Regions from separate parts of the Mus musculus genome. Here region 1 is linked to region 2. A link is a loop called in an ENCODE intact Hi-C map of the cell type or tissue named here. Cell type or tissue: gastrocnemius. All regions are shown on one strand. Each heading gives the region's core, and the rest is flanking DNA. Links, peaks and the distances in the headings are about the cores only.

Region 1 (2,922 bases), core at 313-2,812, 80 kb before region 2:
AAATATTGGTGTACTAGAAATTTGTTTGTATATCCTGAACTAGGAAAAAACGCCACAGATCTATACAATGACTGAACGAATGTTTTCCTCTATTCTCTGTATATTAAAAATAACTTAAACTATTGTTTTAACAGGGAACTTTTATAGAATTTTTACATGTGCGAGGATTGCAGACATTTATAATTAAGAAAATTATAAGCATATATACTAACAAGTATTGTTTTTAAAGATGAATTATTGGGATTTTCCAGCACTAAAATTACTCCCTGGTAATTTCAAGGCCTGGACTCTAGACTCCTATTGTAAATGTCAAATGCTTTGAACTGCGAAAAGTACATGGACGTATAATTAAGTTGCAGACCAGTTGCGGCAGTAATAGAGTGACATTTAGTAGAAGGTTTCCATTTCAGTGCAGGTCAGCAGCTTTGTACGAGGTCAGGATTTCTAGACCTAGGATTTTTTTTTTAAGCTTTGTAAATATATACTTTGTTTCATGAATAATTTCATAAGTGACTTGGAGATTTGACATTCATTCACTTTGGAAGAAAATTTATATGTGTGTTATTATGTGGTGATATAAAGTGACCAGAGGTTACTGTTATTTTTAAAAGGGTTATTTGATGGAGAATGTAACATTATCTCTATGGATAGCACTCTGTGTTGTATAGCATCACAGTGATCTCTGCTGTCACATTCAAACAAAAGAGCAAAGGGAGTCTGGAATTACTAGGAAGAGTTTAGTGTGTACATGAACAGTAGCCATGTATCCTTGGTTCTCAAGAAAACAGCACTTTGCTATAATGCAAACACACTGGTCTCGTTAGGCTAATGAGCCTGCTGATTACCAGACAGACTTCCATTTTCCTGTCCTTGTTTTCATCCTGAACTGCTTTAAGATCATAGCTTTCTGACTGGCTTTCCAGATTTGTAAGTTTTTGTTTTTCTGGAAGCTATTACAGATCGGTAATAGATAGACTGGTGGCTTGTCTAAAAGTTGGAGAGGTATCCTGTTGACAGAGAATAATGGTAAAAACTCATTATTAAATAGTTTCAGGAGGAATAATCCACAGTCTTTCCTGGGCGCTCTGTGCCCACAGTTCCAAGCTGCTCGGGACAAGAATACCCTTTGATCTCATAAGGTTGAGACCAGTTTGGGTAGCAAAGTATGACCCTTCTCAAAAAAATAAAATTAAAATTTCAGTAGAAGTCTGCCAAAGTTTCTCTTAGTCATGCGTCATGAGTTGCCACAGGACAGTGCTATAATAGACAAGCTGGACGGCACTCATTTCCCAGACTGTGAGGATCAGAAGAGCTGTAAGCCAGGTGCTTGGCTTGCCTGGCCTTTGTCATGTGGTGGCTGACTGGCCCTAATCTTAGGTAAGACTGCTCTGTAATTTTGGCAGCAGACTTGCTTCATGGGAAATAGTCATGGGCAAAAACCTATCTTGATAAGTTTGGCTCCCCAAAGCATCTCATCCACAATGCAGAGTTCAAGCGTTTGGGCTGTCTCTGCAAACACCAGAACCAGCCACAAGGCCAGAGGAAATCCAATTCAGCACAACTTAGTAGCTGGCTTGGCAGTTTATTGTAAGCATATTTAAGTACAGAACAATTTGGGGAAAAGTTTCCTGGTGTAACACAGTCTGATGTGAACAAGGAGGCATAGTTACATCAAAACTCTTCTCAAAGTACATGTCACTTCTTCCATGAAGACTACATGTTTCGTCGTAAGGGCCTAGGGGAGGGTCTGGAGTGGTCTCTGTCATACAGATAATGGAGAGGTCATCCTGGCTACTGGCCACCTCCGTTCCTGGTTGTGGGAGCTTGAGGAAACCAGGTACAGCCTGGGCCCTACACACACCACACGGTTACCTAGGCTGTTAGTCGCCTCCATTCACAGCCTTCTCGGTTTTCCTTTGGAGACACAACCCTACTTATTTAACATTCCTGGTCCCCCTAGTGCTGTCTTGGAAGCACAACCATTGAGCTCCCAACATAAGAGTAAAGAATGTAGATGCAAAATGCTGATGAAGCCATTTCATAGAACCAAAGTGGGGGTGGGGGGTGGGGGTGGGACATGGCAACAGCATCAGAGAAAAATCATGACCCCACCCCAATTGAAACCTGTCAGTGTGTATGTGTGTGTGTGTACACGTGTTGTTTTATGCATCTGACTGCTTTTATCCAATTACTGATTCCCATCCTGCTTGAAGCCTAAGAGTGTATATTTGTTTAATGTTGTGCCATTTGACTATTACCTTCAAGTAGAAGGTAATACCAAAGAAGAAAGAAATGTGTTGCTATGGTAATCTGCTTAATTTGTTAGTATTATAGGTTTCTTTTAAAGGGTTTTATTTGATCTGGCATCTTGCTATACTGCCCAGCTAGCTGTCCCTGAACTTTTGGGCTCAAGTAGTCTTCCTTTTGCAGTCTCAAATACAAATGTTCTGATGACAGCTGGCCATGGAGCCCTTCCCTTGAGTGTCTTATTAATGATGCTGCGCATGCTGGCCCTTGGCATGTTCTTAAAATGTGTACTTCAACTCCTTTTCATTATCACAGGCTTCATAATAATTCAAGAATTTTTACCTATTACCTCCACATTTCTGTCAATAAAAATATTTTAGTTTTCCCAGTGTATTCCAAAGTGTGGCGCTCCATTAGTCTCTGTATCCTTTACATTCAGTCCAGGAAGTGTTAGAGACTTGGGAAGGAATAGGGCAGTTGAGTTTTAGCCAGTCATTTTCACGGCTGCGTTCCTTCCCATTTTGCTTTAATACCATCAAGAAGTGCTTGCTTTGAGTCTCCCTGCCTAGTTCTTTCAGCCTGCCTCCAAGCTCTTTACACAGCTAGGCAGGCCTCCAGCTCATAGTCCTCCTGCCTCAGTTTTCTGCAGCAGCATGCCCAGTAAGACTTTTAAAG
Region 2 (2,874 bases), core at 375-2,874:
TTGTAGCCTTGTAGCTTCCCTACAGCTCTGCTGTGGTGGTGGGAAGGAAATGACCTTAGGTATAAAGGAGCAAGCCAAGGGCCATGAATGCTGCTGCCATTTGCTGTCTCCTGTCCCTAGTACAAACCAAAGATTATCAAAGCAACGGCACAGCAACACATGGAAGTACTTAACTAAGTTCAGACTTTCCATCATAAAACCTACCAAAAACTAAAAACCCGAAAATGCTGTAGCTGTAGGCTGCCCTGTCTGTTTTACTATGTGCGCAAAGGGTCTGTCTGAGCATGTGTGTCCAAGGCTTTTTCTCCCCTAGCTGAGCTCTGGGGGAGACACAGCTATGTGCATTCTTTCACGTGCCTTCAGGACAAAGGAAAGGAGCACATACTGAGATGAAGACTGAAATCGGCCATACTGCACCACTCACCTGGCACAGCCACTGTAGCTCTAATGCACGTGTAAAGGCTGTTGACACTGGTCTGTGGCACTGTGCTGTTCCAGGAACAGACGGTCTTGTTTCCATATCGGTGCTATCAAAACTGTTGGACTTATGACAGTTTTCTTTTGCATTTACAGGGGAGCCCTGGAAGCTTATGTTCAGTCAGTGAGAAGCAGGGACGGTAAAGAATTTGCACCAGTTTATCCCATTATGGTTCAGCTGCTTCAAAAGGCTATGTCTGCTCTTCAGTGACTTGCAGTCTCCATGAACAGACCCGTCCAAAGGTGGCAACTACAACTAAAGATCATGGTTGATTTTCTGTCCTTCCTCTTTCTGTTACCTCCAGCACTTTTTCTTTAAATGTCAGAATAGCTCAAGCATCTCAGCCTTCACATAGCACCCACATGGCTTTTTCATAAAGCTACCTATGTTCCCCTTCTCAGACGATGGAGGAAGGCTATTTTACTTGCTGTCATAGTTGGCTCATTATTTTCACTGCTTATGAAGGGACAGTATCCTCCCAGCCTGCCACTTTCTTTAGTGTTAAGCACATAACGAACCAGTGAAAGAAGTCACATCGGCAGGGAGTTGAGGAGTATACACCTGACAGAGCCACTCTACCCCAAAGTGATGTGGGCATGTAGTCAAGCCCAGTAACTATGGCGGAGCCCAAGGCTGAGGCAGACACACTGCTAAATGCTCTTTACTGGATCTAACTACAGCTTTAAATGAAGTCAGGGTTTCTTTACAGTCATTTTACTAGAAACAGGCACTCAGGGCCTTATTTTTTAGTCTTTACTCCATTGTTAACATTCTTTAATTTTTAAAACCCCACCAGAAACCTACTTATAACACCAGAACTCAGTTTTATCAAGAATTTGTTTTCCATCTGCCAATCAGATTATACTGATAGGTATCATGAATTCAGTCAACCAGAAATCAAAGACAGACCTTTTTTTTCCTTTTATTTGAAATAATATACAAGAATATAGTGTGCAAAATTGAGGGGCAATATGTTTAACAAGTGTAAATCAATTTTACAGCTGTGATTACTAACCAAAACTCTCACTTGGTAAGTAACATGAGAAGCCATGATTGTAGCTCAGAGCAAGAGCAGCAGGACTGCTGAAGTACTTGCTCTGTCTCAGAAGCCGGAGGGAGTAAAGTGCAAGTGGTGCACTGCAGTAAGTGCAAAGTCTGCCCCACCAGAGACACACTGACAGCACAGATGAGGGTATGTGGCTGAGGAGACAGGAACGCGGTCAAACACAATGGTGTCGACTGGTAACAGCACCATTACAATGACTGTCCCAATGCTATTAACTGACTGCACCTTGGCCTGGCTTGGGCCCCACTGGGAATCATGGAGCTGTGCTGCCCCCTGGTGCATCCACTCAGCACATGCCCATGGTATCTGAAGCAGGTGGCTCTTTGAGCTGAGACAATGACACCGACACCATCCACCTGCCATGTTATGTTGTCTCTTGGCACTGGCCAGACTAGAAGCAACTGTGTTTGGCAGAGATGCTGGGCCATGTGGTGGCTATTCATGGAAAGGCCAGCGTCTGCTTCACTCCTGATATCGTGGGTACAATACAGATTAATAAGCAGTAAGGAGCTGATGTATAAACAGCAGTTACGTATTTTTAAATTCCCCTTCGTACAATTTAAAATAAAACGTATACACATCTTTCTACTGTACTTTAGCACCACAGGATATCAATTTTCAAGCCTATATTACCTGATAGATATATGAAGTTTGGAAGGAAAATAAGGCAATTTGGTTTACAATGTTGATAGTTATAGCTTAATGCTCTAATGGAGAAAGCAATCCTCACCCATTAAATCATTACAAAACTCAATGCTCCCAGCATTTTATGGTCACACAAATGTAGACAAATGGTGAGACCAAGGTCTTCCAAGCTTTTCCATCCAGAGTCAGTACTTATGCAGATGCAGACTTACAAACACAAGCATCAGGTTTAATGCTGTTGAGAGCCCTGTGGAAACAAAATAATTGGTTCTCAGTTTCCTAATGGCTCATAGCTTAAGTATCTGGAAAATTTAAACAAATGTGAGACCAGCATGCACAGAAAAGTGCTAATGTCCCAAATGAAGTTCCAGACATTAGAGAATTTGTAGGGAATGGCTGTGTGGTTCCATAGATATACTTTGCCTTTAAGCACAGAACCTTGGGTTCAAACCCCTGCACTAAATAAAAGGCGGCAAGACCAACACTTGAGTTTGTTCTGTGACTTGAATGTACACATACACAGAACCTGAGCTTGTATTGCATAGCTGTAATCCCTGAAAGGACCGCAAGGGTTGGAGGCGGAAGCATCAGAAGGTGAAGGTCATCCTTGGAGACAAAAGCAAGTTTGAGGCCAGCCTGGGCTACTTATGAAACCTCGACTCACACACATATACACCAAAAAACA

What was found. A loop is a pair of places that touch in the nucleus more often than their neighbours do. Peaks named below come from ENCODE experiments on the same cell type or tissue, not always from the same donor. Only the 100,000 strongest peaks of a DNase experiment are listed, where the experiment ranks them.
Region 1: it touches region 2 in a loop (2.4-fold over the local background); 4 of 42 quality-filtered maps call a loop at or near these places.

What each region holds. Positions count from the first base shown.
Region 1 is chr12:31,844,955-31,847,876 of GRCm38, forward strand. The region is part of intron 14 of Cog5 (component of oligomeric golgi complex 5); the gene reads left to right. Among named protein-coding and RNA genes, the nearest start is that of Hbp1, 100 kb to the right of the region's middle. In gastrocnemius, for the core only: no CTCF peak of the experiment used is centred there; a DNase peak (open chromatin) is centred at 1,787; H3K27ac peaks cover 1,618 bases.
Region 2 is chr12:31,925,072-31,927,945 of GRCm38, forward strand. Cog5 (component of oligomeric golgi complex 5) reads left to right here. Exons shown (of 23, transcript NM_001163126.1): 22 at 574-720. The coding sequence ends at 688. It overlaps Hbp1 (high mobility group box transcription factor 1), which reads right to left. Exons shown (of 11, transcript NM_153198.3): 11 at 1,384-2,436. The coding sequence ends at 2,419. Among named protein-coding and RNA genes, the nearest start is that of Hbp1, 24 kb to the right of the region's middle. In gastrocnemius, for the core only: a CTCF peak has its summit at 1,827 (motif pointing left); a DNase peak (open chromatin) is centred at 1,857.